Linked DNA regions of Homo sapiens: all the other regions are linked to region 1. Evidence: chromatin loops called from intact Hi-C (ENCODE). Cell type or tissue: dorsolateral prefrontal cortex. All regions are shown on one strand. Each heading gives the region's core, and the rest is flanking DNA. Links, peaks and the distances in the headings are about the cores only.

Region 1 (11,188 bases), core at 999-8,998:
GCCCAAAGCCTGTATTTTGGATGTTTCACTCCTCTAACATGCATCAGGAAAAAACAAAATCCTTATTACCTGCTTAGGACTACTAAATTCCAAATCTTAATCAAAGTTTGCTGACGTTGATATCCCAGCTTAATATATAATTAACCCATTTTTGAAATCTGGATAAAAGGTAAAGTGAATCCTTTTGGACAGACTGGGCTAGCTGTGGAAACTAAACCGAATGATCATAACATCATTTCAAAATATCTAAGGAGTGAAGAAATCAAATCTTTGTTGACTATCAACCCATAGTAGTCACTGTGCTAAGCACTCCAACGTTGCCTAATTAATCCTTATCATCCTCAAAATAAAGTAGTATTATCCACAGATTACAGACTCGGAGGCTTAAAAAGTCAAGTAACTGGACCCAAATCCCACATAAAGTCACTGAGTGATAAGGAGTGGGTCTTATGACAACAAGCCACTGCTTTGCCACAGCACCATGCTGTCTCACATAATTTGGACATGTTTTTTCTTTTAGGGATAGATTATCTCAGAGTTGGGCGAAATCAATATTTCTCACCCATGCAGTCCCCCAACCACCAATTCACTGGGCATACAGGTTATAATGGTTGGGTGGATGTGTGGTTCTTCCTGTTTTTGGTACAATCATGACATATCATTTGGATATCGTTGTGCATATCCAGAAAGTCTTTATGCTCAGGATATGGTAAGAAGCCAAGTTGGCTAAAATTTTTGAAGCATCAAAAAGAAGTTTTTCTCACCAGAGAGGATAAAACTCCAGAAAAGTACTGAGGCTGCTGGTAAAGTATCTTAGACCCCCATCCTGCCCTTCTGAAATCAAGTTCCAATTTTAGGGGTGCTGATGTGTCCATCTGTACTCCTCAAGTTTTTCACCGTAGACCTGGGACTATGATTTACTGCTCACATTTGTCCTGAGGTTGTGTCTCGCGACCCCTATGACCATGTCCTTGAAGACTTTGGAAGAGACTGCACTTCTCTTTCCATGATACATGAACATTTCTTCTACCACCTTTAAAAAACGTAATTGCGAGGGGTTTTCAGTGTAAAGAAGATCTCCTGGAAGTCCCCAACTATTTGAGATTGGTTCCATATAATGAAGATATTGATGCCAGATCACAAGGTGATTGGAACAGAGGCTCTCAATGATTGCTTTTTGATGAGCAAGCAACAAGAAGCTGCTGGATCGTAGCGCACCATCTGGGGGAGCTTGTACATATGAGCTCTCCATGACCATGGCTGCTGGGGACCTCACATGCAGCTCTAGGAGTGTGAGAGTGTCCTGAGGATTCTCTTAGTTTCTTGCTGTTTGAGAGACACTCAGACATTTTCAGGGGTCTCTGACAAAAAGCAACATCATATTTCCACTCAAGACTGAAAGTTACAGTGGAGCAAGTGGAAACCTTGAGGGGGTAGTGCTTTTAATTTTGAAATCTAAAAAGAGCTAAAAGGTTCTTTCTGCTGTGTGTCTGGCCATTCTAAGAGCCATTCTGCCCAAATAATACCAATTTAACGGAGGGTAGGGAGATAGGAAAACTAATAGAAATTGCGCTAAACTAGGATCTTTATAATGATTGCATTTTTCCTAGGTGAGAGGTATTATTCTTTCTATTTTACATATTAAGAAACTGAGGATCTGGAAAATGAGATGTCACAGAGTTGGTAAGGGGTAAAACCACATATTCAAGTCTTGGTGTGACTGCGAAATCCTCCATAACAGTGCTGTTCAATATGATAATTATTAGCCATTATAGCCCTTTTTATTAAAATTAAAATTAAATTTAATAAAATATTCAATTCCTTAGTCAAACTTCAGGTGCTCATTAACTGCACGTGGCTGGTGACTAGTATTGAACAATGTAGATATAGAATATTTCCTCCATCAAAGAAAGCTCTGTTGGACAGTGCTTCTCTATAACCATGCTGAGAACTTTCTTTGGCAGAAGTATTTGTGGAAAATAACAGTAGTGAAACTCTTCTGCTATGTTAGTGAAGAATGGTGGAAGTAAAGGGAAAGATTGATGTACTTGGAAAATCTTTAACAAAGTAGTTTAGTTGTAGACACATAGTATTAACTAAGCCAATGGCAACGATAATAGTAATATCTAATTGTTCACTGCTTCTTATATGGTAGGTACTATTCTAAACTTTGTGCATATGAACTTATTTAATCCTCACAGCAATCCTACAAAGTAGATGCCATATGATCTCCATTTTGTAGATGAGGAAACTGAGGCACAGTGAAGTCAAGCAACTTCCTAAGGTTATCCAGATAAAGGAAAGTAAACCAGGATTGCAACCCAGATAGTCTGGCTTCAGATACTGGATGCATAACCATTATGTCATACAAGAATGTTTTACAGGCGTACATAGGGGAAAGTTTTGAGAGTAAGTTGGTGGTTAGAAATGGAGGTATAAAAAGCAATGCATTGTTTTTTAAAAACGGAATAACCTGAAAACCAAGCAATACTTCCTCTTGCATGCTGTCTGTGTGCATGTGTGCACAGTATGTTAAGTACATATTACATATAATTTTATATATATAAAATACATATTTTAAGTACATATATACACATACATACAAAATTTGTGTTTGTGTGTGTGTGTATGCATAGCAGTTTATGAGACCAAGTCAGATACAGTGTTGTTAATGGGAAGTAAATAAGATAAAAGGAGAGGATATTATAATTGGAAAGCAACAACTATTATATAATTATTGGTAAAATTTATTTTCTCTGCCTGCTTCAACCATAAGTAAAGGAGAAAAATATTGGTTAAGATGAAACCCGAATGAACTAATCTCATTGTTTTTGTAAATTTTCCAGTTTGCAAAGTAGGTTTAAAAGTTTTGCAAATGTTTCAGGAAAATTTTGGAAGAAGGACTTCAGGTTTGACTTGAACGATCAGAATTTAAATTCCTGTTATCTGTGTGTAAGGTGTGCACTTGGAAGTTAAGAATTCTTTTGTATCCACTTATCTAATTTAGCATTCCCAAATGATGTTCATTTGCCCATCCATCTTAGTTTTATCCTCACCGTTATCTTTACAAAGGATGATAATTTTTCACAACAAGTACCACGTGTGTGTTAGGGCCATTGCCATTTCAAGTGTTAAGAGTGGTTCTAGGCTCGGTGTGGCGGCTCACACCTGTAACCCCAGAACTTTGGGAGGCCGAGGCAGGTGGATCATTTGAGGTCAGACGTTTGAGACCAGCCTGGCCAATGTGGTGAAACCCCATTTCTACTAAAAATACAAAAAAAAAAAAAAAAAAATTAGCCAGGAGTGGTGGCACACACTTGTAATCCCGGCTACTGGGGAGGTTGAGGCATAAGAATCGCTTGAACCTGGGAGGTAGAGAGTGCAGTGAGCAGAGATTGCACCACTGCTGTCAGCCTGGGTGAGAGAGCAAGACTCTGGCTCACTAAAAAAAAAAAAAAAAAAAAAAAAGAGTGTGGTTTTATTGATATCATACTTGTTGGGTGGGTTAGTCCTGTGGATATAGCTTTTATTTTAAGTAAATACAGAAGTACTTAGAAAGTGCTAGCACTTATGCTTGTAATTTTTCAATTAGGAACAATAATATGTAAAACTAAATTAAATTTTCATCATTAACAAAGTCCTTTAGTTCTCAAGTGGAAACAATTTAAAACTCAGTTTATTTTGTAACATTTTTGCTGATGAGTAGTTTTTTTTTTAAGTATGGGAAACATGGCTTTTTTTTTTTTTAAATAGAAATACAACTAGTATTTTAAGTTCTGTTTAGTATAACTTTCTAAATTAAGATACTACCCATGAAAACAAAAGTCTCATTACCTTTCTGGTGACATCTAAGCGTCACCTTAACAAATTGGCGTGTGATATCAGACTACGTTACTATGACCATATATGAAAAATTCTCAACTTTGTAATGATTATAATCTTACCTGTCTTCCCTATCACTATGCCCGTTTTAAATACTTATTTTAAACCAAACGAAAAATCTTTATTATAGAGTGTTACAGAATGGAGGATTTTTAAAAGAATTATTCATAAAATTATCCATTTTTTTCTCAAGAAGATAAAGTGCACTGACTATTACGTACAGGAATTGGTGACTTGAATTTTATCTTTTTGAGCTGTAATTTCAATGTTGGAAACAACTTTAGAGATCATCTAACCCTTCCCTCTTAGAAGCTTTAGTAGACCGACCCCAACACTGCACACAGCTAAGACTTGAGCCTGGATTTTCTCTCTAGGAGTCATTAACCAACCAAAGCTCACCATTTTTTGTTCACTTTTTGATCAGATCTTGGACACATCAAATCTTGATTTAATAAACATTTAAACCACTTGAGAAATGGATTGCTGTTTTGCTTTGCTTAGCTGCTGCAATCAAATATGTACTGAGTCTCCTGTGCACATGATCCATGCAGCACTGTGCTGAGTCTATGAAACCACAGAACTGGAAGGGACCTTGGAGATTATCTAGTTCAATTGCCTTGGCTTTCAGATGGAGAAAATGAGAAGTGAACGGGTGTCACAGGGCCACACAGCTAGCCATCATCAGATCTGTGCCCCTATTCCAGATGGCCTGACCTCGAGTCTGGTCCTCCTATTACTATGCTATTTCCAGTGCAGTGTACAGTTCCGAGGGTATAGTCAGGTGTTCAAACAAGGATCCAAACATTGCTGAGGCCTATTGACTTTTGTTCCTGTTGCCTTATGGGTGGTTGGGACATTGACAAAGCATAAATATTTGCCAAAGAATCATGAATAAGCTCAGCTGGGAATCAACTTTGATATGCAAATGACAGAGGTGGTTATAAACATGAAAAAAAGTTTTTTTTTAAATTAAAAAAAAATAAGTGGTAAAGCACATGGGGTCAGGCAAGCCATTTAAGAAAATGGCCTTCTCCATGGCATCTCATTGCTCTGGGAATATTGCAGTGGAATGGGAGCTTTGATAATCTCTGTGAAGAATAATGGCAAGGGGAAAGAAGGCTGCTTGTCGACAGTAACCTACAGACAAATGAAAACCCGGGCTGTGTCCTGAGAGTTTTAGGTAATCCAGGCTCATAATTTGATTTGAGAAGAGCTACTCCAGGCTACTGTGTAATTATAGAAGCATTCACTCGGCTGGCTCCTGTTCGCCTCATCACGTTCTACTTCATTGCCCTTTATACTAAAGCCCCTGTTGATGAGAGGGCGGAAACAGTAAGTACAAATAAAGCAATTAGCAGGTGGGGAATGCTACCACTGTTTAAGGATAACATACAATCTTTATTGGTACTTATTAAGTAGAAGTCTAGAGCTTAGAGACAAAGGGAAATATCACAAGCCACAAAAATGAAAAGGAGTGTGGGAACAAAAAGAGAATGGGGAAAAATTATACCAACATTATCTACTTCATATTTCACAAATCTTATCCCAGATGCTGGTTTAAAAAATACTATTAAACCTCCAGTTTATTTATATTATAGTGAGTTACGTTCTCAACTAAAATTCACCTTGTAGTTTTCTTCCTTCTTCGGACCTACTCTTTTATGATGTGAATTAACTTGAAAAACATTTTAAACAGTTACTGTGTTCCATTGAGTTTTGAATCTGGGTTGTAGTTAAATCCGCCAGCAGAGGGAGTTAGGATAATTAACAAATCTTGGCAGGTCCTGACATTTAGAACGTAGATTCATAGGCACTGTTGGCAGCACTGAAAATGCCCACTGTAGATAAGGAATATAATGGGCAAAAGGAGGAAAGCAAGAGGATTTCAAGTGTTGTTGAAATCCCAGCACAGGATATTGAAGATGGACAAGAAAATAGGGCACAGGCTTTCTACCTCCATTTGCAGAGTAATCCACGCACTCTGATTCTTGGTTTACTTATCTGAAAGCAGGGATAATATAACTCTGTTCATCCAGAATGCTATAATTCTCATATATTGGCAGATAGCATTGCTCTTCATGCTCTAGCCTTATTTCTTCTGCCTGAGCACCAAGGTAGAGTATAAATAATTGCTGTGCTTCTCAGAGCAGCCACAAGAAGATGTCGCTTGTATCTGATTTGGGCCTAGTGCCTTTGTCCTTGCACGCCTTATTAATTAAAGCTCTGCTGTCAACTTCAGCTACCTAAACAGGATACAGTCTCCAATTTGAATAGATTTCCAAGCAGTCAACTTGAAAGAAAGGTATGGGAATTTGCAGAAAAATCAATATGTTTTTCCTTTGCCTTAGTAGCAGGAGGGTACTTTGGGCAGAGACGTGTACAGATACCTAGAAAGATAAAGTTTTACACTGGCAGTAGAAATTAATATTGCAAAATTAAATCTTTATCTTCACCCTAAAAAACTTAGCTTCTTTTAGGGAAAACTTCTGGTTCTCACTTCAGGTTTTACTCATTCCTTCTCTTTTTCATCCTCTATCACCTAGCAGCCACTTGAGGCAGACCCAGAGTGTCAAAAGTAAAATCTCTTGGACAATAATACTGAGAAAAATGTTTATTTCACCTTTGACCGAAATCACAGCACCTTCATGGGACATTATCTCAGTCAGATCAAATGTCTAAAGATGATTGTGACCAGGCCTTCCCAAGTATCATTCAAGGGAGGTGACTTATGTGGGCAAAGCAGGGAAGAACAGCTTCCAGAAGTATGCAAAATGCTTAGCACTTAGTGTTAACATCTTTGGTACCTTTTGATAGTGCTAGTAAATATATAAATATGCACATCACGAATTTTCTTTTGGAAAGTGTACATTATGTATTTAAAACAGATTTTATTTGAGGATCACCAATATGCTCATGAATTTTTATGATCCCAGTCCTATATGTCCAAAAACATTGAAATTCTCAAATGACAAATACTAAGCCATAATTTCATAAATATACAGAATTTTCATTTGTAGTCTCTCTCATTTCCATCATCATCCTCTTCATAATTGCCACTATCCACTGAATTTGTTTTAGTGCTTCATAGTTTTAAAGGTGTTTCATAGCCATGAACTTACTTAATTCTTAACAATCTGTGAATTTGACAGGTGATACAGTATGATTTTGCAAATAAAGAAACAGACACAGAGAAGCTCTGTGACCTACTTGGGGATGGCTCTGTCTGGGATAGTATTTAAGTGTCTAGGTCAGTTCGAATCGGGTCTCCATCTATTATCAAATGCAAGAAACTGGAAATAGTTTCAGTAACTATTCAGCTCTTGTGTATTATTAGTACTGAGTAAAAAAACAGAACAAAATATTCACACATACTCTTGTGCCTGGGAATCTTGGTAATTTAGAAATGTGGCAAGTGGTAGAACAGGATACAGAGAGTATAATTCACCTTTCTACCCCTCCCTTTCTCACCTCTGCGTCTTTCCTTTTGTGTCAGATTAAAAAATAAAGTAATGGGCAAACCTAGATGGTCGTGGTTGAGCAGAGAGACTTGTGATTGTAACTGCTTAAACCTGTGAACAAGACTTCAAAAATAATCCCTATAGATGCCTCTCTTCTCTAAGATCTCACCCCACTCTGGGGCACAAGAACTTGGTTGTACTTTTGGAAAGGCTGTCAAGAATTTTTCTGCTTTGGCAAACCCAGAGGTGCACCATTTCTGCTGTAGAGTTCATCTCCTCCAATGTAGACTCCTAGTAAATTATTTTTCATTACATATTGATACGTAGTTCGCCTTTGATCATTGCAATTTATATTTGATGACAAGGAACCTTTCCAAGAACATACTCATTGACAGTTTGAAGGGCTGAACAAATGTCTTTATTTTTATTTATTTATTTTTGAGATGGAGTCTTACTCTGTAGCTCAGGCTGGAGTGCAATGGCGTAATCTCGGCTCACTCCAACCTCCGCCTCCCGGGTTCAAGCGATTCTCATGCCTCAACTTCTGGAGTAGCTGGGACTACAGGTGCATGCCAGCATGCCTGGCTAATTTTTGTATTTTTATTTGTTTATTTTGAGGCAGAGTCTCACTCTGTCACCCAGGCTGGAGTGCAATGGCGAGATCTCAGCTCCCTGCAACCTCTGCCTCCTGGTTTCAAGCTATTCTCCTGCGTCAGCCTCTTGAGTAGCTGGGATTACAGGCGCGTGCCACCACGACTGGCTAATTTTTGTGCTTTTAGTAGAGACAGGGTTCCTCCATGTTGGCCAGGCTGGTCTCGAACTCCTGGCCTCAGGTAATCTGCCTGCCTCAGCCTTCCAAAGTGCTGGGATTACAGGCATTAGCCACCGCTCCTGGCCAAATGTCTTTATCTTTAAAACAAGCATTTCAGTCTACAGTATTTGTAAAGGACTGGGATTTGTTCTAATTAGATTTGTTCTCATGGAGGACAGCATTGTTTTTATTGGCTTGTGAATGTGACCGGAGATACTTGCAATCTACCTCATACATAGGTTCTGTAGTTCACAATGTCCCACCTGGATGACTTTTAGGCTTTGTTGTCCTCATGGTAGCCTGCCACCTCTTTGGGCCTGGCCTGTAGGAAGCCTAAGTGAATCATCTCCTCACAGAATCAAGAGTAGACCATAAATGATGATGAATGCTTCCAGGTTGCCTGGAGCCACTGCACCTGATGCCATTTGAAACTCCCGCAGGAAATACTGGTCATCTTATTCCAAGTGTCCTTGAAGCCAGTGGCAAATTCCTCTTGTTCACTCAAAAAGCATGCTTCCTGTTGTTTTTGGGTGGTCTTCCAAATACCGAGACCTGAGAATGTTTAACAGAGAAAATAAAGAGCATATTTTAAATTCTCAAGTAAAATACTCTCTGATTGGTAGAACTTGGTTTTGATAGCATAGTGTGGAAATAGCATGGCTGTTTATTTACTATGAGCATTTTGTGACAAACAGGCCTGATTCAGGGTATGATAGCACTACCCTTCACTCTCTGAAGCAGCCAATTTCTACCATCTGTTTAGGCCGGTTTCTGACTAAGCAAGTTGTTCCTTTTAGATCCTGTCTTCAAGGCAGTTTCTGATGGTAGACAGAGGACACATTTTTCTCTGCTCGTCCATATGTCAGTACAATCATTGGCTGCTCAGACACTCCAGGTTGGAGGTCTATATAAGTTACGCTCACCAGCCTTTCTGAACCAGATGCCAAGGACACACCCCAACTGGCTTGTAAAAGCAGTACATCTAATCACATAAAGCCTCTATAATGTGGTTTTTTAAATTAAGTGACCCACAGGATATTAATCTAGTGGTAACAACTCCCAAGGGATGTAGCACTGGCAAACACTTCAAGAGCTGCTAGTACTAGTATTAAATGTGATGTTCATTTTGTCTAAACATATGGAAATAAAAATAAGCCATGGGAGAACGTCAGTGCTGCACATGCTATATTGTTCATAAACCTGTCATAAATAAGTGTCTCTTAAAAAGAAACCAATTAATAAATGTGCATTGAATTGCAAGGCTTAAATATTCTATAATATGGGGTTTCTCCTCCCCGCACCCTCCACCAGCATTCCTATCCCTGCCAGGGCCCCCCCACCCCACCTCCTTGTTACTTAAGCTGTTATAACATTTTCCACTTTGTGGCCCATCTCGGTTTTGTTGTTGTTGATTGAGTTATTTGGTTGGCTCAGAGGCTTGAAAAAATAAAGAAAAAAAAATCTGTAAGCTATAAAATGCAGCTTGTTTCTTCCTTTGTCTGTGTGTTAGAGTCTGGCTTGGCACTAGAACCCCACCCCAAACCTCCCACCGAGAGTATGTCATATTTCTATATGCTCACGCATGTTCGGCTCTACCTCTTTTGAAATGATGCCCAAAGCCCAGCAATGTTTACATAAGTAAAAGGGAGTTTCACTTTTATGCTTTAATTTCTACATAGAGCAGAGAGTTTTCCTAGCCATACCTTATACTTTGTTCATAGGTGAACTTTTATTTTTCGAATGTGATGGTTTTATCCAGCTTTGACAACAGATTTCTTTAGGAGATTACACACCTGGAATTAACTTTTTCTGCCAAGAATTACAGTGCACCTGGAAGTACTAAATCATTTTTATCTATGTTTTAGAAGCTTTGTGTAGTGAAATTGCGTATCTCAATCTTGACTTGTCTCTTGAGGAGAAGCTTAAGGACTGGAGTCGGGTAGATATGTATATGCTGGTGCTATGGAGTAAATACATCCAGGGTGTGTTTACTTTTCACCAGCCAAATACTCACTACCTGAACACCATCTCCCTGAGTACCTCGCTTCTTAAATGACTCCGCTTACTGCATAACATATGGAAATGTGAGTATGCACTTTCAGCAGATTGTTTGCTATGTTTACACCAGTTCTAACACTAATCCCCATTAATGTTTCATATAGTCCCCAACAGGTTTCAGAAGATATCAGACACCATATCTACTGTGTGTGTGTTTGGCATGATACACACTTAAACAAGGGGAGTGATAAAGAAGGATTTTTAGAGATTTCTTTCCTAAAGATATTTGCTAACTAGATTAAATATTTTGAGAATGGGAAATACTTCCTATGCGTATGAATGACAGCAAAATATAACATCCTTTAATTTAAAAAATATACAGGGAGTTCATTATAAATAGCCATACCATTCCATTTGGAGACATATTACATTTTCTGTTGGACAAAGTCTTGTGAGGTACAACTGTAAGACTATCTTCAAGGGATTTAGGATTACAAGTCAGAAAAGTTATTACAAACTCATGCCTACACATTAGAAAGATAATATTGTGTGAGTATTAGAAATTACTTACATGATTTCTTGGGAGTGGGGAGGGAAGTGTTATAGGAAATTTAGATGAAAAAAGTCTTCAATCTTTAAGTTTTGCTATCAGCATTACAGCTCCTGTTTTTGTCATGAAACCAGGATATGCTCTCATTTTCCTGACATGAAGTAGTATTTCTAGAACAACAAACGCCTTTCATCCCTAGGCATCCTGAAGTTTGCCAAACTGGTTCTGCTTACTTGTCGAACAAGGATAATTTCTTCTCTTGGTTGTCTCTGATATAGTGTCAGCATTTTAAAGGCCAAAAGTTACCATAGTGACAAATTACTTGAGTATAAACATTTATTCTGTTTAGACAAAAATGCTGTAAGATTAAGAAAAGGATTAGAAAAATCGTGGATAAACCAACACATTTATTTTGATGGATTTCTTTCTTAGACAACATAAGAATGATATTATAAGTGATATTGTAAATAATGTTTAGTGAAAAAAGAG
Region 2 (11,188 bases), core at 1,935-9,934, 1.3 Mb after region 1:
TCTTTATCATTCCACTTAAAATGTTATGTCATACTGATCCACTTGTACGTCTATATACCAACTAGACTCTTAGCTCTTTGAGGTAGAGCTGTTTTTCCTCCTCGTTATAAGCCTAATACAGTATTGGTACATAATAGGAACTCTATGCAAGGGTGAGGAATAAATGCATAGATGGAGTCAATGTTCTGCAGGCTCAGATGTAAGCAGTCTTTTTTGCCTGCTCTTGATCGAAGATCATCATCAGGAAAAACCACAGCTCAAATAGATCCTCCTCAGCAGCCTGCTACAAAACCCCACGTTCTACCACAAGAGTGCACTGAGGCATTGTTTTTCTATGAGCCCACTTTAAAAGGCTAATTTGCCTAGGGAAAGTTAAGTCATTATCAATCAGCTGCACCTCAGCAGTGATTAGTTTTATAGATTGTTTCCTATAGACACAGGTTTCTGAGAAGGAGTGGGTAAATACAGATGTGGATAAAAGCCCACAGCAAGGAGTTCCCTTATATTGTGAAGTATAGTAGTCCCTTGAGTCGCCCACATCACATCATCATTCCTCATTATGAGGAGGCCTTAACTTGAAATCTGCTGTGCAGAAGCTGTAGTGTGCGAGTTTCTTAGCCAGTAAATGAAGGTGGAAAGAGGAGCATGAGAGGGGAAGGCCCAGGAAGAGGGAGAGTGTTCTGAAGTTCAGGACTGAGACAAAACTGGCTGAGGATTGAGGGTTGGGATGAAGTATGACAAGTGGCAGGGGACAGGATGAGTTCAGGAGAAGGCACAACAGAGGTGGCCCTGGGTGACCCTTAGCAGAAAAAGATTAGATGGTCTGAGTTGGGAAGAAAGCTAATCATGGAAGTTCTTCTCAACTTGACACTTACCCTCTGCTCCCTTCTGAAAAGATTATTTCATTGATTATATTTTGACTTTGTAGAAGAAAATGTCATTATTATATTCTCAAATTTGGATCCCTGAAGGCTTTGGGATATAGTAATTTGTATGTTCATTTATTCATTTAATAAACTGTTATTGAACTCTGACTTTAATTTGGGTGCTGTACTTAGAGCCAAGTGGAAACCTCTCACATTAGAGACTTGCTTTTTGTTTTCACAGACAAGGTGAGGAAAAGAGTACCCAAGGAAGAAGGGAAGGGTTTCTTTCCTGTCTTCCTTCTCAATCCAATCATTATTTTATAACATGAGACTGTTTCATAGCTTAAGCTCATCCCCCACAATGGGAAAGAATATTTGTCCTGGAATGCCCAGTCCTTAACATAGCATCTGGAATTTAGCTGGTATTTAATATATTTTAGGCCAATGATGGATGGAAGGATGAAGGATGGATGGGTCCACTACAGCACAGGGCTCTCTGAATGGTTACCCAGATGTTTCCAATACCGATCTTTCCTAATTTTTTCTTTAGGAAAAGAATTTATGCTTAAAGCCAGTTCTGGGAAAGTCAAAAGCTGTTTTAATTTTTTTTTTTTTTTTAGTATGAAGGAAGATATATGGTTGAAGGAAACGAACGAATAAATGGGATATCCTCTCAGGCATTTTCCTCCGAGGAGTCATGCTTACTGAGATTCACATTAAAATCTTGCAGCAAATGTCTCTACAAACTCCGTACTGCTTTTTCTTCCTTACCAGTATCTCCTCTACTAATTTTAATACTATGTAAATATGCTGCTGATCTAACCTCAGCTATCTACCTGCAACTCACAACTACTTTCAGCCTCACACATATGCTCATCTAGTTTTCGTTTTAAGTCATTCTAAAGATCAAATGTCTTTACACTCCTGGAAATGATATTGTGTTGTGTGTGTGTGTGTCTGTGTCTGTGTGTACCTATATATATGTTTGTGTGTAAATTATCATAAATATTTGCCTGGCCACATAGACCACTGCAAGTACCTGGAGATCTGGGAAAACTCATTCTCTTTTTAAATGAACACTGTGCATCTATCTTTTTGGGGGCTTGTGTCTGTCTTTTTCCAGGATGCAGTGACACCAAGCTGAGAACTGACATCAACCAGAGGAAGGGGTTGGAGAGGCAGAATTGAGGTTGGAGCAGCCCAGTAGAGGTTCAGGAAGGTCACTGAAGCTGAGGATGATGAAAGGAGGGTCATAGCAGCCACATCCAGGAGGCCATTTAGGAAAACTTTAAGCAGGCAAGTGATGAGACTTGATTTACTTCTTTACAAGATCATTTTGTGTGCTGTGTGGAAAGGTAATTGGAGGGCACACAAAGCAGAGGAAAGAGACATACATACGTAACTTAGGGCAAAGTTGAAAGAAATTTAAATTCAGTATTACCATTAAACCTCAGCCATTATTAGTCCACTTTAACTTCAGTTTTCCATTTTATTCTGAAGTTAAGGCCTTAAACACGTCACACCTTGGGTTCCAGCATCAAATAACCACAGGCTCCAGCACACCCACATCTTTCTGTTGTGTTTACCCAAGGGTTTCAAGGCTTCAGGGAAGTCTTAACATCTGTAGCCTTTAAAAACCTCCTAATATCAGAGAGCAAGCATGTTTGTTACCTTAACTCTTCTATTGAGCTTGAGCTCATTGTATCCACTTATTTTCAAAGGGTAACTACTCTTACAGAGTTATTGCTTCATGCTTTTTGTTCTCCAGCACACAGGCTGTGGCTATACTATACCCATTCCTGACCACCACCCTGCAAGTCCCAGGTGGTAGGAATCCCCCACTCAGCCCAGCACACCACCTTCTCTTGGTCCAAGTGGCTTCCACATTCGCCCAGCCCTCAGTATCTCTTCAGTGGCTGCAAGAGCCTCTTGACTTGTCTAATACACTCTAGGAGAGGCAGTTGCATAACTGTTCTATTCAAATATTGTTAGAAACACGATTTTGGACTAAAATCACTTTCTGCAGTGGCTTCTCCTTTGTCAAGTAAGAGTGCCATGTTTTACTATTGTGAATCACAAGAAACTTAAATGTCTTTTTTCTTTCAATGTCAATCTATAGCAGAAAAGCATATTTTTAAAAGATACAAAATCACATGAATTAAGTTAAGCATATTTAGAAAGAAAGAATACAATGTTACTTACTCTTTCTGTTACTGAGATTATGATTTCTCTCTAAATATATTCTCTATTTTCCCAGTATTCTTCAACGAGCACGTTACCTTTGACACCATAAATCATTATCTTTTGAAAAGTTTGATATTTTACATAAACTTGTAAATTCATTTAAATGATTTTACTATAACTCATATATATGATTTAACTTGTGTGGGTGTGTGTGCGTGCATGTGTACATGCATGCTTGAACGTAACTTTATTCCTACCAGAAGCACTAACTCCTAACCCTGGTGTAGGAGTACTGGGTTCAGGTTGCACCTACAGGCAGCAAGTCCCACCCTCCAGTGCCTGGGACCCAGGAGAAGAGAGGCCATGAGGTTTTTGAAGGAAATAACGTGGGAAAACAAGAAGGTGGACAAGAAAACAGGTTCCTGAAAAACAGGTTCCTGAAAACAAGAAGGTGGACAGGAAAACAAGTTCCTGGTCATGATAGGACACAAAAGCATGCAATTAAGTGAGAATTAATGAACTAATAGGAAAATGAGAAAATAAAATCCAAATATCCAGTGATTCCTTAACACAGACTCCTAGTTTTAAGACAGATTCTTAGTTTCCCTTATAATGTTAAAGATGAATTTGTCAGAGTCCCTGTCCTCATTTCAAAAACAAAACGAAACAAGCAAACAAATTGGCTTTCTAATATGTGCCATGCATTGTGTAAAGAGCTCTATGAGCATAAAGAAAGACATGACTGTAAAGCACTTAGAACATTGCTTAGTGCCTAACAACCACTGACTCATTGCTGCTGCTATTTTTACATTAGCCACCATTTTAGAGATGAGAAAACTGAGGTTCAGGAAAGTGACACAGCAAAGATTTTAATCCAAGACTCTCTGACTTTAAATCCACTGTAAACTCTTAACTTCATTGCAATTACTAAAGTTACAGTCCAAATGCCTTTCCAAAGGGCCTCAAATGGAAATATTCTAACATGGTGCAAACTGAACTGTGAGTAGTTCTTTGAAGTTCTTTCATTATATTTACTACACTTTCTTAAAATGCAATAGGCTGTGAGATTTACAATGCTCAGAGTTTCTAGTTATTGTCTTTTCCCAGAAGAGCCTTTGATTTTGTTAAGAATCTTACCTTAAATCTATAGATATAATAAGTGAAATCAGGGAAATGCCATCAGGAATTGCAGGCATTATTCTGAACACAGCCGGTACCATACAGGGCTATAGCTGAAACACCTTGGACAGGATGAGGCTGGTTCTAACCTAAAGCATACAGAATACAGGAAAAGTGCCTTGGTTTCTTTTGTGTAACTTCCCAAGGATAGTTTGTTATTCTCCTAAATAATGTATCATATTTGCTGTGGGAGTATACTGGTTAAGAACAAAGCCTTTTGGATTTGGAAAGACCCAAATCCAGGCCTCTTCTCTGTCCTTCCTGGCTGCAGTATCCCATGCAAGTTGTTCTCTTTGAATCTATTCCTGTGTGAGTATAAAACGAATGATAGTACCTACATCATAGGAAAGGAGAGCAAGAAGAAAATGAATTGAGAGAAACGCGTATAAAGTACTTAGCATAGTCCAGATATAGAGTTGGGGCTCAGTAAACGCTGACATTATTAAAAGGAAAACATGTTTTTGGATTCTAAAAAACGCGCCTATTTTAGGCGATGTGTTCTAGGGGAAAGAAGTGAGTCAGGAGATGTGGATCCTATTTTGGGATTCAGAACTGTAGTCACAGGAACCAGCAATTTCCCTGAGAGTTTGTGAGTTGATTATAAAATGGAGAAAGTAATATTTTTGCTTACCTGCTTGGATGCATGGAATACAACTTTCTTCTCCTAAGAATCAAGTGTATAAAACATTTTTTCAGTCATGTGGGTCTTTGTATTGGGCATGAGATGAGAAGGGTATTTTAAACCAGTTTCTCTTGTATACGTTTTTTTAAAAATCTGTCTGCACATGTCAAATCGTCAGCAGCCAAGTCTAGCCTGTAGATGCAGACCGAACACTTCTTTAGGAGCTCTGAACAATATGCCAAGATGCTTACGGATACCAGGAAACAGGAAGACTTTGAAATCAGCAAAATAACTCCTGGAAAATTCTCCTGCTAGTACCTTATCATTCTGCTTCCCTATCTCTGTGCTGTGCATATTAAAAAGAAGGGGGCAAAGAGAAATAATGGATTCTCTGGATTTCCTTGAGATAATATGTTCAGAAATGGTTTCTCTGGGAACTAATGAGACATCCTTTGCAGGCTGAATAATATGAATTCAATTCTAACCCAACCATTGAAGTATAATTTCAAGGTAACCAGTAACATTATTACGTCCTTCCTTCCTTTCATATACCCATCCCAGACTAATGATAACTGTTTTTGCCGAATACTTTTAAAGCTTTTCCTTCCTGATGAAACTTTAGAGTTTTTTCGTTAACAAAGTTTATATAGCAACCATAAAAATCAGAAATTACTAATTAAGACTATTAGGAAAAATCCGCCAGAGGCTTCAGAATTAAAATATATCTTAATTAGATAGGCATTTCAAGATTCTAGGATTCTCTTCTATAAATGGTAAAAGTTCTACCCCCAAACTGGGTGGAACTTCATAGTGCATACTACTGCTTCTGTTCATTCAACTGGGTAGTGTTACTGCATTGTGAATGCATCAATAGGAACAGAAAATTATGCTAGGAGACTAATATTAACAACAATGACAACACCAGAAACAAAATCATAATTGAGAAGTCTGAATATAAATCTTTTTCTCAAGGAACCATTGGCCGCAAGCTGTAGAAACGATGTATTTGTCATTTTATATTTGCCTACAGTGACACCTGCTGGAAAACACTGTTGAAGCTTTAAAATAAAAATAAATTTAAAATTTAAAATAAAAGCCAAGCTTTGAAAATATCAGCCATATATTACTATTATTTTTGCCTAAAAATGCATTGCCTAAACTTCAATTTAATTTCTGATTCTTCTTTTGAATTTTCTTCTCTGTGCAAACTGAGAAACTAAGATTCAATTCCATTTGATGAAATAATTGTTTAACTGGTATGAGAGAATTGGAGTTAACTTTTATATGATGCAAACTATTTTTAAATGGAAGAATTTATAAACAGTTTGGTGGCATTATTTTGCTTCTTTCTGAAATGTTGCTTTAAAATTTGCATATCAACTGCAGTGTGATGATAAGTATTTTTCAAAATCTTACTTAAGAATAAATATCAAGATACTTAATACTGGTGAAAATATTTAATAGCTAGCACTTTCCTAAGCAGCATTAATGCACAGAGCCATTTTGTGTTTGAGGTTTTTATGTTGTCCTTTAGCATGCACTGGATGCCAGCTACACTATGCGTTAAGCAACCAATGTGGATCTTATGCAAATTCCCTTTGATTTCAGCAGAGACTTTGCATACTAAGAGTTCCCATCTCCCAGTGACACAGAAAAGGATTTGTGTACCTATGTCCCATTACCATTAATAACATTCACCAATAAAATTCTAGCCCATTGAGAAGGTGCAAACATTTACATGGAAGTGAGTCTTTCACAAAGCTGATTTTACCCCAAGATTTGGTATCTACAAGGGACTTGTCATCTACAAGGGACTTGTCATCTACAAGGGACATATTTGCAAAGAAGTATCTTGAGATCTTCATATTCTTGAGTTCAGTCACTTCAGACTTTTCACAATCATTTCAGTATGGTTTGTGTGCTGTTGGTGACACTTTTTCCCACTTAAATTTTTTTTCCTAAATGTAAAAACTGTCCTCAAAGTCACAGTTTCTTTATAAAGCAAATACATAGGGTTTCTTTCCACTTCATTTGTAGCTATGCCTCCATTTCTCTAAAAATTCCTTCTAGCATTAGGTAGAGACTTGATGCTTCAGAACAAAGGGACTCATGTCTTTATACCTGCTACATAGCTGGTTTTCCATCTTTTACCATTTCACCATATCTGTTCTTCTGGGAGGAAGCTGTCTTTTCTTAAAAGTCAAAATTCATAAGGGAATAAATGTTCTCTATCTTAAGTTAACCTCCATATTAATCCATTTTCTCATTCCTTCAGCTCTAAAGACTGTGTCTTTATTAACCAGTAAAGCTGCCAATGATTTGTAGAGATGATACTCCACATACCCTTCTTATATATGAGGAAACTTTGGCCAATAGAGGTAGACTAAGGTCAGTTACATGAGAAGCACTTCCTGAATTAATAAAGTGATGCCAGTTCCATAACTTCTGTAGCTGAGCAAAATCAGTAACTTTTTTTCATCTCTGTCCATTGCATCCTGAAGTGGTACTATGGTTCAAATGTCTGTGTTCCCCCAAAATTCATATGTTGAAATCTAATCCCTAGTGCGATGGTATTAGGCAGTAGGGCCTTTTTTCGAGGTGATTAGGTCGTGAGGGCAGAGCCCTCATGAATGGGATTCGTGTCATTATAAAATAAGCCAGAGGAAACTTGTTTGCCTCTTCTACCATGTAAGGACATGGCAAGAAAGCACCAACTATGAACAAGGAAATAGGCCCTTACCTGATACTGAATCTACTGGCAACTTGATCTTGCTCTGTCGCCCAGGCCTGAGGGCAGTGGCACCATCTCAGCTCACTGTAACCTCTGCTTCCTGGGTTCAAGTGATCCTCCCACCTCAGCCTCCAGAGTAGCTGGAATTACAGGAGTGTGCCACATACCTGTCTATTGATCTTGGACTTCTAAGCGTCCAAAACTGAGAAATAAATTTATTTGTTTATAAGCCACCCAGTTTATAGTACTTTGTTATAGCAGAATGAATAAAGTAAGACAAGTGGGTAAAATGAACTTTTAAAAAAAGAGATGGTTAAATATATATATTTTGCTTAGCACCAGTTAAAATTTTTTAAAATAAAAAGATAATTTTTTTAGGTCTCCACATAAATTTTATCCACACACCTTCAAAATAGTTAAGAATATCTCCAAATTTCTTTCTCAGTTCCTGGGATTGAATTTTCCAGGCAGTAAAGCAGATTTCTCTAATCTTTAATCTCCACTCCCAATTAATCCCACATTGCAGGATAAAGGAAGCAGAAGTAAGATACAGAAAACAGTACCCCTCACTCCTGAGAATCCTAAGAGATATTCAGAGAGACCCTGGGTTTCTCACCATACAGAGAAGAAAGTTCAGAAAACTCTGCTTAATGGTTTAAGTAAACTCAATTAAGCTGAAGCTCTTGAGCATACAAGTGTTGCACTTGCTATACAGATGTATGTTTATATTTGTTTTTATTTTATATGTATTTGCTTTTATAAATTGTAGGTAAAATACCAACAACATATCAATTTGATATTAAATTTATCAGCACATTAAAAATCACACAAATCATTAGAAAACTACATTAATGAAAGTATTCAATTTTTCTCCATGCTTTAAAGAGTTAATCCTCAAACGGCATCTGCACAAATTGGAGGTGGGTGGTTTCTGGATCTTTTATCTAAGAATATTTTAATCTTGGGTTCTCATTGTTATGACAGTTCAAATTAAAATCACGTAAGTGTATTCTGAATAACACTTTAGAACTGAGAACTATCATGTCATTTCAGTGACTATGTTTTTTTCAAGTAATTCTACTTCCAATGGTATAGTCCCACTGAAAAAAAAAGAACTGAAGTAGGTTTAATGTGTGGATGATGAAATTTTATCACATGAAGGACAAGTCACACAATCATGTACTACATCCAGGCTTTTCCAATAGTTTCAGTAGAGAAAAGTAGTGGAAAATTTGAGTAATTTCACAATGGCATGGGTATCTGTCAGTCTTTATCTGTCTTGTAGGCCTTTCTTTTGGGATTTTTGGTAGGGCTGAAAATTAAGAGAGCTACCTTTCTTCCCAGTAAGTTGGGCAAATGACCCAAGCTGGCTAATAAGAGGATTCAGTGATTGGTTCAAAGGAGGACATATGATCCAACCAAGCCAATCAGTGTCATTTTTGGTCAGGGCTTATGGATTTGGGAGGGAACAAGGGGGGTTTATATTTCTGGGATGACCTTGACCTGTAAAGATGCTATTGTCTTGGAGCTACCCATGGGACATCTTTGCTAATAGTTGGATAAAGAGAGAGAGAAAGTCCGTCTGAGAATAAAGCTGTATGGATAAAACCAGGGGCAGAGGTAGAGAATTCAAATGAAATAATTGTAACCCCTGAGTTCATTCATTTCTTAATTTATGGTTTCACCTTCCCAATTATGTGTTTGTGATCCAAAACAGTACAAAAAGGTGTTGTTGTTGTTGTTGTTGTTGTTTTCTTGCTGAGCTAGTTCTTCTGTTCCTGTAACTCAAAGGATCTTGACCAATACACCTGGCACATAATATTGCGCATATGCATACTCAATGTTTAAAAAAATGTGTTACAAGAATCAATACCATATTCACATTCTAAGTGGCCATTTCATTTCAGAAAAATAACATCATTTATTATATTAATGTTGTTAACACAAATTGTATTGGGATTCTAGTTTATTTATAGTTAATCTGTATATTTGCTTTAGTTGTATACTTTCATAAAAACTATAAGCATAAAGAACTTATATATAATTTTATGTTTTCTCATATGTAAGTAATATAATAATTAAAATCACTTAAGTCAACACTGGGAGTCCACAATAATTGTCCCCATTTGAGAGGGTCTGTCCTAAATCAGAAGCTGGAGAACATTCTCTACCACAAGTGCAGGAAAGAAACAAGCAATACTGATGAAAATGCAAAATGGTACAGTTCCACATGGAGGGAATTTTCCTGTACCTTTGACCTTTGGCATCTATCCCAAACCTACTTTTTGGAATATACCCCAAAGATAAACAAGAAAAATATGAAGTGATTGTGCACAAAGGTATTTATTGTAGCACTATGTATAATAGCAAAAGATTGGAAAGAACTCAAATGTCCATGAATGGGAACTGGCTGAAGAAACTATGATATCATCATAGTGGAGTGCTATGCAACTGTAAAAAGGAATGAGCAAGATCTCTGCATACTAATAAGGAGTAATCTCCAAGATGTATTGTCAAGTTAAAAACAACAACTGGCCAGGCGTGGAGGCTCACGCCTGTAATCCCAGCACTTTGGGAGCCCAAGGCGGGCAGATCACCTGAGGTCAGGAGTTCAAGACCAGCCTGGCCAACCTGGTGAAACCCCCGTCTCTACTAAAAATACAAAAATTAGTTGGGCGTGGTAGCAGATGCCTGTAACCCCAGCTACTCGGGAAGCTGAGGCAGGAGAATCGCTTGAGACTGGGAGGCAGAGGTTGCAGTGAGCCGAGATCATGCCAATTACACCCAATCTGGGCACAAGAGCAAAACTCCGTCTCAAAAAAGACAAAAACAAAAACAAAAACAAAAAAAAAACACCAATAATAACTACAAGGTATAGAGGATTTTTTTTTGCAAGAAAAGTGAAGAGGAATATTAATGTAAATATACAATTCTGCTTAGATTTTCAAGAAGAAATAATGAAAGAATAAATCAAAACTAATAGAAACTTGTTTCTATGAGGGAAAAATAGAAAAAAAGTTTGGAGGGGGCAGGGATGAAAATTTTTGAGTTAATGTAGTTTTGAATTTTTTTTTTTTTTTTTTTTTTTTTTTTTTTTTTTTTTGAGATAGAGTCTTGCTCTGTTACCCAGGCTGGAGTACAGTGGTGCGATCTCGGCTCACTGCAAGCTCCGCCTTCTGAGTTCACGCCACTCTCCTGCCTCAGCCTCCTGAGTAGCTGGGACTACAGGCACCCACCACCACACCCAGCTAACTTTTTGTATTTTTAGTAGAGATGGGGTTCCACCGTGTTAGCCAGGATGGTCTCGATCTCCTGACCTCATGATTTACCCACGTCGGCCTCCCAAAGTGCTGGGATTACAGGAGTGAACCACTGCACCCAGCCATAGTTTTGAATTTTATATAAATAAATGGTTTTGAATTTGGAACCACACAAATGGCCATCTTTTGCCTAATTATAAAAAAACAAAAAGGAAAAGCATCTCTTAAATATTAAAATAAATGGAAATAATAATAAGGCGTCTATACCTTACTCAACTTTGAGAAATACTCTTGATCCATTAAATCTTGTTCATGTAAACTAAGTTAACATCTAGCAATTGTAGTG
Region 3 (11,188 bases), core at 1,094-9,093, 130 kb after region 1:
GCCTCCTATACACATGCACACACACAAACACACACACACACTCCAAGACACTTTTATTGAGCTTGTCTTTATTACTGATATTTTTCCACCTCGCTGCAGTGATAAAGTAGAAGCTTGCCCATAGGTAAGATGTTTTCAAAAATAACAACTATGAACACAACAGGTTTTCAGAGAAAGGGAGAAAAATTGTATTTATTATTCATGATTTTATCTGTCCATATATAATCTCTCTCTCTCTTCCCCGTTTCCTCTTCTACCCTCAGTTCTCCCAAATTAGATGAGTTTAACAATCCAGTAGCATAGTTTGGCTCTTTATGATACCAAGGTGTTTACTCGAGTTAGTTGGAGACGCTTTATTTCAATGCATATTTCAAACAACATTTCTCACAGAGTGTGTCAACACAAATAGGTGTAATACTTTGAATGTTCCTTCGTAGTCATTACCACATACTAAAACTTTGCCTGGTGAGTTCAAGCAAAACTACAGTAAGTTATTTTAGGTTAATATCACTGAATGAAAATGAAAGCTAGTGTTCCATTTTTTCTCTTTGATGCAGTTGTGTGAGATATTAATGTTTGCACAGTGATGTCTCTTTTCCTGTCACTATCTTCAGACACATTATTGTAAAACAAAAACAGCCTATTGATGAGTATTTAAAGTGAGTGGTGTTATCAGATACTTCTTCAATTAAATCTATATTTTTAAAGACATTTTTTCGGTGTTTGGGCCTTCTTGGCAGGGTTCCCTTCCATCATGCTATTACTTGTTTCTACTGCTAAAGGATTGCTTTGTGTGTCCACTGAGCCAATATACTTACAAAGGCAATAGATAACCCTTCTCTTCTTTTGTTTAATAAATGAAAAGTTCAAAACTTTTAGCTTCCAAAGAACCAAAAGGGCCAATACAGTATTTGATAGGCATAGAGTTAAACTTATCTAAGAAAAGAACAGTACAGTGGAGAGTATTTTATCATGTGTAATCATCATCAGGAGGAGAGGCTGGAAAAGTAGCAACTGTGAATGGCAGATCCTGAAGGTTTTGATAAGGCTTTATTTTATGGATTGGAGAACCAAATAGGGTTTTTACTCTATAGAGTGACATTAAATTTGAGGAGGTTAACACATGTGACGGTTATGGCAAATGGATTAGAAACAACATAGAAAGTGGTCTCAAAGTGTTTCCTAGACCAGAACCCACAGGTTAAAAATGTGAATTCTCAGACTCCTACACAGACCTCCTAAATCAGACCCTGGGGGAGTAGTCTATAGTCAATGTGTTCACAATCACTCTGGGTGATTCTGTTGCACACTAAATTTTGAGAATCACTAGACTGGAAGAAGGAAGACTTGACTTGAAGAAGAAACAATTCACAAACTGTCTAAATTACTCAGCATCTAGCACATAGTAGGTACTCAATACCTACTTTCTGAATAAATCAATAAAGCCAAAGGTGACAAATGCCTAAACTAGCAAAGGAAAGGTATGAGAACCAAGAAAGATTTTAGTTCCATTTGCAATTCAGTCAAGAGTAGAATTAGCTTTTAAATGAATGTGATTTTATAAATAATTTATAAAATTTTCTTTTATTTGACAATTTTCTTCCTTTCCTTGTAGTTGCTCATTCCAAACTCAAAATAAATAAAGTAGGAACTTTTGGTAGCTTGTACCTGCTTCTACAGAGGTCCTGGGTACATCTCTTCCACCTGAAAGAAATCACTTGGTTAAGTAATCAACAAGGTGGCATCAGTGTGGCAGGGAATGGTGGCTTAAGTTCTAAGACTATCAGAAAATATGATACTGGGAACTACACAGAGTCCAGGATGGAGACAGATTCTGAGTGGTTAGAGACAGATTCTGAGTGGTTGAAAACAGGAGGAGGGGTCAGGTATTCCTGAAGTTGCATTGGCATTGTTTCTTGAAGAAATTCTAACCTTGCAGCAGAAAGACCAGATATTCAATCATTAATGTCTTTGATTGCTAAAGGTAAATGTTCACTGAGAAAAAGGAAGATGTATCAGTGAGAGAGAGGAACCCCAAAATCTATTCTCTACCAGTCAGTATGCTGGAACTTTACAAACATATCTTATTTAGTCCTCATCACCTCACCACGTGATGTTAATATATCTGTCCTATAAGGTGGGGCCAGAGACAAAAGTTTGTCCAAGGTTAAAGAGCCACAAAGTGGTCACACTGGACTACAAACTCACACAGTCTGACTCCAAAGCCTGCATTTTATCTGTCGATATTCAATAAAATGCATGTGGTTATAGTTTCAGTAACTGTTCTGAAATATTTTATAAAGTATATATAATATTTAAAATAAATATTGAGGATATAGTTGTATGTAGCAAATAAATTGATAGTTTAAATAAAATATTTTAGACTTGAATGTAGGAGTTTCGAACAGAAAGACAATCTCCTGCTATACTGCATGTTGTCTGGGAAAACTGGAAATAAACTGCTGCATTTTGGTCCTCAGTAACTTTAGAGGGAATATAACTTTCCGTCCATCCTGTTTCTTTTTGTGTTTTCTTTATCAAATGTTTTAAAATATATTTGTATGTATTTCAATAGAAACTGTTTTTTCTTTTTGTCAGTGGGATAAAATCAATACATTCCTCTTTTTCCCCCTTATATTTGATGTGTATTTATCTTAAGCTCTGAAATGGCCTAAGTTACACAAGAGACATCCAATTATACTTCCTTAAAGGATGAGGTCTTACAGTGCTCGCATTTCCCCTTCCTCCTACATAGATGTTACTTGTGGGATCACTTGGCAACTCAGTCAAAGCAGTCTTGGATGCAAGAGCTTGATTTGAGCTGGTCTTTGATTGGCTTAGGATCTTAAAAATTGCATTTGTTTTCATTTCCAGTGCAAAAGGGTATCATAATATTTACCTTTTTTTGGGAGTGGTGGTGGTGGCAAGGAATGACTGAATTGGTTAATTAAGTCAAATCATTATGACAACTCATTTTAACTCCTTAAAGGAAAGATATGACATAAGTTAAATACACATTCTACGTATTTTATTCTACAAATGTGCCTTGTAGTGCTAAAAATTTAGAAGTCTTCTGTGTAAAATGGGGTGAAGACTAAGAAATTTTAGAAATGTTTAAATAATACCATAATTACTGTTTTACCCTTTTTAATGTTTTAATCCTCATTCCTCACTTTTAACAACAAATTCCTATGAGAACAGCTTGAATAGTGCTTGATGCCTTAGAAGACACTCAGTTTATTTGGGTTCGTACACGAAAAAAAGCGGGTAAGTATAGAGCAGTGCTCAAACATAAGAAGGTATACCTGCTTTTGTTTCCTCAAATCCTAGGAATTTATGCAACGAAGGAGTAAAAGTAGGGCTGGAATTCAGCCAATACACACTGGTACAGCTCTGTATTAAAATATTGAAATTCATCTCTACGAGTTAATAAATAACCACTACTCTCAGTGCCCCCTGCCCCAACACACTGTCCCAGCCTCCTTGATGTCAATGCTGGGGCTCCTTTAATCTCCTTCATCCAGCAAGGAGCTTCCAGGACCCTGCCATGATGTCTGTTCTACTTGGTTGTGCCCATGACTTATTGGTGTTAAACATTTTGAATATATCCCTCTGTGCCCATAGAGAAAACTTGGAAGATCAATTATACTAGTTATATTGAAACTCTTGATAAATTAATTTTGTCATTGATATATATATAATTTCTTAATTATATATATACATATAATATAATTTAATTAATTTCTTAATTTCTGCTATTGGCCCTTCTATTATTGCTTTAGGAACTTCACACTAATGCGAGATGAGAGAGAGAGAAACAGCCATTTGGAAACAGGTTTGAGGGCCCACAGGCCCACATTGGACATGAGTTTGGCCATATTCAGTTTTATTGAACATCTTGAAGCATTTAAAACAATACAATGTCCTGTGGAACCCAGATACATACAGCCAGGTGTTTTTCTCTTAATATTTAAACCCATTTTATGGAAGATTTAATCCATATGTTAAATCTTTGACTTCAAAAGGCATTCCTTGAAAGGCTAATAGAAATGATGAAAAACGGGTCTAAAGATTATGTTCAAAGATGTCATTTATGGATTGGGGATAAAGGTCTGAGGAGAGAGAGAGAAACTTGGGGGAGTTTCATGAAGTCATTTAAGTATGTGAAATGTTCTAGAGCACAAGGGAACTCTTGACATTTCATAATCATAGAATCTTTTTTCATTTCCAAAGAGCATGTTTTTGAGACAGTGCATAATATAGCTATTTGTTCTCTTAGACACATCTCAGGGAAGAAAAAGAAGTTAGGAAAATGAGCCCATTGTTTTTCAAAATTAGTGACAAACTTCAAAATAATTCCAAACAAACCTCAAATAAAACATTTTCCCCCTACTGTGAATCCCATTTAAACTGTTTGGGTCAGTCTGTTTTAATGAGTCACATTCACGCTGACACATCCACACACTTCAGACAAAGACGACTGTACCTCTAAACCCATTTAAAAATGATAGATGACTGTCAGCTTTGTGAAAGCAGCACATGCAGTGGCTTGATAGCGCAGAATGAAAGCAATCTACAAGTGCAAGTCTGTTTCTTTTGGCAACGGAAGGAGTTGCTAATGGATTCATCATTTTCTGTTAAGCATGAATGTCAAACAAAAAAACATTTAGGGCTCTATTCAACTGAATTTCCGGCTCGACGCTTGCCAGCCATGGAAGCCCTGTGACTTGGAACCTGCGCAGCCCAAGCCTGATTCTTGTTTCCAGAGTTCCGTGGGGCCAGTGCCACGGAACTTGGAATTCTGCCGAGGGCTCCTCCTCCTCTCTTCACCTCCCCCTCTCCCCTTTTCTCTCCAATCGCATGAAGCCGCCAGTCGTGCTTCCTAAGTGAATGCCGTCTATGGAGCAGAGCTGGTTGCCAACTCTTACACCAGCTGACTCCACCTCGGGATCACATAGGAAGTCCACCAACACCACTCAAGAAGGGATGGCAGAGTGAGGACTTCTTGTATCCAGAGATTCTGGGGCCTTTATGCCTTGGAATTCATTGCGGTCGAGTGGGCATCACACACTTCCTATTTTGGCGTCGTAAATATGCAACATGTCCCGGACTCTTTCTACAAACAAAAAATAAACACAAAAATAATAACAGTTAAAGTGCCTGGGCTGCAGAAATGCGACGTTAGCCTCTGAATGGACCTTGAGAAGAACTGGGGGGAAAATTCTGGCCTTAGAACACAGCTCTTTTTATATCCTTAACCACAGAAGAGCTCCCTCTGTCTGGGAGAATGGCTTCTTCAGTTGAGCACACAGTGGACAGCTGTAGGAGTGTGCTGAGCCCAAACACATCAGTAACGTCCGCCCTGGCAGGAGAGAGGTTACAGACCCCAGGCCCTCACGTGCCAGGCCAGTGCCAGCCCTGCCAACAGCTGTGTGGTCTTGGACAAGTCTCTCCACCCCTCAGTGCCTCAGTTTTATCACTTGGTTGTTTTTGAGGATTAAATGAGATCACGTGAAATCAGGAGGGTAAACTATAAATCACTACACAAGTGTATATTGTTATTAACTGAACTGTTTTAATTAATAAAATAAATTAATAATAAATACTAAGAGCTAATGTAGGATGGCCTAAGGGAGTTTAGAACAGAGAAGCGAAGAGATAGATTCCTGGCAACTCCATTTTTTGTTCTGTGACCTCGAGAAAAATCAGTGCACCCTTTAAACTGGAATGGAAATACTTATTCCAATAAGTCATATTTTGACTATACAGTGCCATGGATTTGTACATTATTCAGTCTTTGGAAGACCTAGACAGCTCTCACTTCTCCAGATGTCAACCCTAATGTCAATCATTCCACCGCTCTAGCTTTACTATTCTGCATTTCCCAGCAAATGGGACTCCCCTCGCCCAGTTAAAATCCAAACATATGAAAGGATAGGAATTCATGCTTAACTTAGCAATTAGCATTTAGCAGGGTATGGCTGGATTAAGACCCAAGGTTGATGCTAGTGGGCTAGGGGAGGAAACAAGATACCAGGAGATAGGAAAGAAAGCTCTAAAATCAACTTCACTTTTTTTTTCAGGCATGCCTTGTTCCTCTCCTGTCTTTAATGTTCAATGATATTGTGAAGATAATTGCAACAAGTTGTGAAATGTTGCCAGTACCTTTATAAATTACAGGACTATAAGTGATTTCATGTGACATTGATATTGATGATTACTTCAGCCTGAAGGATAAAGGCAGAACTTGTATAGGGACGAATTAATGGTCTTACCTGAAGATATTTTAATCTAAAATTGTAAATGTTACCTCCTTCAGGAAACCTTCCCTGATCCTCTAGATAGAGTCAATCACAGTATATATTTCAAAATATGTATTTCTCATATCATTTGTTTGTTTGTATGTCTTTTTTTTTTTTTTTTACTTTTATCTTAAGTTCAGGGGTACATGTGGTACATGTGCAGGTTATATAGATAAACTTGTGTCATGGGGGTTTGTTGTACAGATTATTTCATCACCCAGTTATTGAGCCTTGTACCCATTCATTATTTTTCCTGATCCTTTCCCTCCTTCCACCCTCCACCTACTGGTGGGCCCCAGTGTGTGTTGTACCCCTCTATGTGTCCATGTGTTCTCATCATTTAGCTCCCACTTATAAGTGAGAACATGTGGTATTTGGTTTTCCGTTCTTGTGTTCGTTTGCTAAGGATAATGGCCTCCAGCTCCACTCATGTTCCTGCATAGGACATGATCTCATTCTTTTTTATGACTGTGTACTATTCCATGGTGTATATATACCACATTTTCTTTATCCAATCTATCATTGATGGGCATTTAGGTTGAGTCCATATCTTTGCTATTATGAATAGTGCTGCAACAAACATATATGTGCTTACAATACATACATATTAAGTGTGAGTTTGACTCTTTTAACTCTATATTCAATACCTTTTTAAACTCTATATTCACGTAGTAGTTAGCACATTGTAGGAACTCAGAAAATATTTGTTGAATTTAATAGAAAAAATATCTGAAGGACAAAGTAGATCAGGCAATCATTCTCCTAGTGTATCCAAGACTTGGTCTACTTAGCAATCAAAGCTAAAGATGATTTTCAGCAGAATATTAAACTCCATAAAGGATTAGTTGCCCTAAGGTTTTTTAAAATGCTGCCACTTAGATGATACTTTAATAGAATTAAATGGTATTTTGCTGAAGCATTTAGCTAAATTTTATATGCCCATACCTCTTAGAAATATAACCAAACCCACCCAGGAATTATCTATACATACATGATAATATATTGGTAAAGCTACATGCCAAATGTCACTTTAACTTGCAGAAATGATCAGATTCTTATTCCACAGGGCTGGTTTCAATGAGGAATTTTCAGAATGATGAAACCAGATTTAGCTGGTAGCAATTATTGGTACATTTCAGATGAGCTCAGCATGAAGAATAAGACTGAAGAAAGATTAAGTCTCAAATACTAAAGGAGAGAAAAAAAATGAAAAGAGAGACCAAAAGGGTTTGAAAAGCAGGAAAGGACCAGTTATCTGCAGGATGCTGGTATTCTTATGTGAGATGGTGTGACCCAGTCTGGGTTGGAATGTTATCTCTATGTGATCTGCAGAATTTCTCTCTTGACTGTAGCAACTGCAGAAGAGTGAATTAAAGTCTTAAGGAGAAAAATCAATAAAGAAAAAAAAAGATAAAAGCAATATGGCTGGAGAGCATTTCAAAAACCATATAAAAGTCTCTTAAATGGCCATGGAGGACTAACCAGTATTTATAAGGGTTTAACAGGAATACCAATAAGAATAGATTTGTTGGTCTCCTTAGAGGAACAAAAAGGCTTCTGGATGGTTTATGGCATTTAGCTGGTCTTTGTTTCACTGTAGTGTGTGACATACAGAATCATAGATTGCATAAAGGACTGCCTGTAATGACAAGAAATTCACTGGAGAGATATTATGAGAGAGCTGGGATTAGAGTAGCCCTTACTGCTTGCTCGGTGCTGTGAAAGAAGCACAGTACCCCAAGCACCTTTCCTCTGACTACCTCTTCTGTATTCCCAAACCGGGAATTTCTCTGAACTATATGCCAGAAACAGAAAACATACTCATTTAATCCCAATAATAACAATACTTCCTCTACTATATCTTTTTTTTTTTTTTTGAGATGGAGTCTCACTCTGTCGCCCAGGCTGGAGTGTGTGGCGTGATCTCGGCTCACTGTAAGCTCCACCTCCCGGGTTCATGCCATTCTCCTGCCTCAGCCTCCCGAGTAGCTGGGACTACAGGTGCCCACCACCATGCCTGGCTGATTTTTGTATTTTTAGTAGAGACGGGGTTTCACCATATTGGCCAGGCTGGTCTCGAACTCCTGGCCTTGTGATCTGCCCACTTCGGTCTTCCAAAGTGCTGGGATTACAGGCTTGAGCCACTGTGCCCAGCCTATTATATCTTTTAAAGATCTGTAAAATGTTTTTTTTCTTCAATTATAAAAAGTGTAACTCATTCCAAACCTTCTCTCAGCCAACCATCTTCTTAAATAGTGAAAAGATGAAGGAAGAGGGAAAGAGTTATAGAAATGGAAGTGACAGAAATCTTGGAAGAAAAGGGTAGAGCGTATTCCTACAAGTTAAGGAAAGGCAGGTCAAATAAAATCTAGAGCTTGGGGAGCTATATTTCAAAATGTCCAAAAAGACATAAATCTGATTCCTCCTCTCTCCTGCCCTGGTCTGAATGCAAATGTGGAGAGCATTTGATACTGCATCCATCTAGTCATTTGTTGGTCCATTTATTCATTTCAGTATATTCTTTCTTGAGTTCCCATTATGTCACAGGTACTCTTCCTATCGAGAAGCTTTCAAAACTGAAATTCTGGCAATGTAGCCATAAATATTCTTAATTAGGAAGAAAAAAAAGTGGTTTTTTTTTATAAAAGCCTGGAGTGAAACTTTACAGAATCTGGACTTTAAAATGTGTACACATACAGTGGAAAAGCACCTGTGCATGGAACTATGAATAAGTGACTAAAGAGCTAAAGCCTGGATGTGAAGGGAGGAACATTGAGAAAAAAACCCAGGCTGATAGGTTAAATAAAAATTTACATTTGGCTCTATCTGATTTCAAAGGAAGTGCTTTCGGTCCTAATGCCAGGTTTGCTTAAGTAAGCCCCTGTATCTAAATATGTCCTATTAGGAATGGTGGGATAATACAGATTTTATGGGTCACATTTTTGCCTTTTTTTTTTTTCTGTCCTATGCCTCCAGTCCCTCCCTTTCCCCCTACACACACACACTCTGTCCCTCACCTGTAGGCTGCTCCTAGTCCAAACATTCAGTGATTCTGAAATAGGCCATTCTTGTAGCCAGTCTAGTTCTACCTGTGTCTTGATGATGATCTCTTGACATCTGCCTTTTGCTCTGAGTGAAATCCCAGTGCTGACAACCTGTCCCACAGTATTTTTTTTTTTTTTGAGACGGAGTCTCGCTCTGTCGCCCAGGCTGGAGTGCAGTGGCACGATCTTGGCTCACTACAAGCTCCGCCTCCCGGGTTCACACCATTCTCCTGCCTCAGCCTCCCAAGTAGCTGGGACTACAGGCGCCCACCACCACACCCAGCTAATTTTGTTTTTGTATTTTTAGTAGAGACGGGGTTTCACCATGTTAGCCAGGATGGTCTCGATCTCTTGACGTTGTGATCCTCCTGCCTCGGCCTCCCTGTCCCACAGTTTTTACACAATGAGAGTCAGCATTGCTTTGGCCAATTCAAACTCCAACTATAATAATCTATTCTTTCTACACTGACCACTAAAGGCTGAGCCCTTCCTGTAGTCATACTGCCTTTAATTTTTCCCATCACCAACAAGGCTATCATTCTCTTTTTACAAAGGAGAAAACAGAGCTTAGTGGAGCTAAGGAACTTACCCAAAACCACGTAGCCAAAAGGGATAGAATTCAAACCCAGCTTTCTACATTCCCTCTCCTTCATGCTGCTTCCCCCAAATTCTCCATCTGAGCTGTACTTGTGGGGGCAGACTTCTGAGTGTCACTTCCAGGCTCTCTGCACCGATAGAGGCTTCACCTTATTATTGTTGGACCCCATGCTCCAGCTTGCAAAGACTGTCATCTTTCAGGTGCTGTCAAGAACTTTGAGTACAATGTGTTTCCTATGGCCTGGGCTGCCTCTCAAGACCTGCCCTCAGTACCTGCCCTCTCCAATGAGTGGGTCTAAATCTATTCCTGGTCTCCCACAGTTTGCCTCATTCCACGGGACAGCACAGATATGCCTACCCAGGTTTTGGGATATGATCCTCTTTTCTTGAAATCCCCTTAGAAACTAAGATTTTCTTTTTGAGTCATTTGAAAAGAATCATGGTTTACTTCAAATGGCCAAGAGCTTGGCGTTCCAAGTCAAGGATGTACTTTGTTTCTGATACTGTTATGAACCTAATTCTGAGCCTTCATTTACTTATCTGAAAAACTGAAATAATAACAAACCTCTCAGTGGTTTTTAAGGACTAATGAGTTACTTATGCAAATCTCTTTTCAGAGTGATTAGCCTGAAGGTGCTCAATGTATGGCAGCTCCTATTATGATCATTATCCACATATTCATTATTGTAATCATCACTTCAGGGCAAGGAAAGTCCTACGGGTGGACTGATGAGAAATCCTTATGATGCGAACTGGAGACAGGTACAAGCACTTCGCTTTACCTAGAGAAGGAGGTGGTGCAATTTACTGGAAAGGATTCTCAACAAAGCTGACTGCTCAGTCACTATTTAGAGATGATAACATTTTTTTCTCCAATCTTATTTTTTAATGAGAGCTGTCAGTGATCTTTTTAATTGGAAGTCCTGTAAATTCTGGGGAAGGGTTTTGTAAATGCACAAATTTGGGCCCCATCCCTGAGGACTGATTCAGTCAGTCGAGGTGGGGCTTCAGGACTTTTATGTGGAGAAGCTGTGCGAGCAATTCCAGTGATTACTTCTTGTTGTTGGTGCGCCTGGATCTGCAAATCCTTCCAGATTTGACATTCTGCCATTTCCTGGCAACAATTAAAGAAGAAAATAATATGGGAAGTACAATGTGATGTGCCCAATTCTGGAGTATGCATTTGTATTAGTTTGCTAGGGCTGTAATAACAGAGTACCACAGACTGAGGGGCTTCAACAACAA

What was found. Hi-C counts contacts between places; a loop is a spot of excess contacts. Peaks named below come from ENCODE experiments on the same cell type or tissue, not always from the same donor. Only the 100,000 strongest peaks of a DNase experiment are listed, where the experiment ranks them.
Region 2: a loop joins it to region 1, with 2.9 times the contacts of the local background. A loop is called at or near these places in 2 of 110 quality-filtered maps.
Region 3: it touches region 1 in a loop (3-fold over the local background); 6 of 110 quality-filtered maps call a loop at or near these places.

The regions. Positions count from the first base shown.
Region 1 is chr3:182,485,241-182,496,428 of GRCh38, reverse strand. LINC01994 (long intergenic non-protein coding RNA 1994) reads left to right here and starts at 10,067. Exons shown (of 4, transcript NR_040105.1): 1 at 10,067-10,235. In dorsolateral prefrontal cortex, for the core only: a CTCF peak has its summit at 5,640 (motif pointing right); no DNase peak of the experiment used is centred there; H3K27ac peaks cover 526 bases.
Region 2 is chr3:181,205,108-181,216,295 of GRCh38, reverse strand. All of the region lies in intron 3 of SOX2-OT (SOX2 overlapping transcript), which reads right to left. Among named protein-coding and RNA genes, the nearest start is that of SOX2-OT, 150 kb to the right of the region's middle. In dorsolateral prefrontal cortex, for the core only: CTCF peaks have their summits at 5,676 and 5,881 (motif pointing left); no DNase peak of the experiment used is centred there; H3K4me3 peaks cover 324 bases.
Region 3 is chr3:182,358,634-182,369,821 of GRCh38, reverse strand. No RefSeq gene overlaps it. Among named protein-coding and RNA genes, the nearest start is that of LINC01994, 120 kb to the left of the region's middle. In dorsolateral prefrontal cortex, for the core only: CTCF peaks have their summits at 5,057 and 5,260; DNase peaks (open chromatin) are centred at 4,831 and 5,351; H3K4me3 peaks cover 1,677 bases; H3K27ac peaks cover 1,766 bases.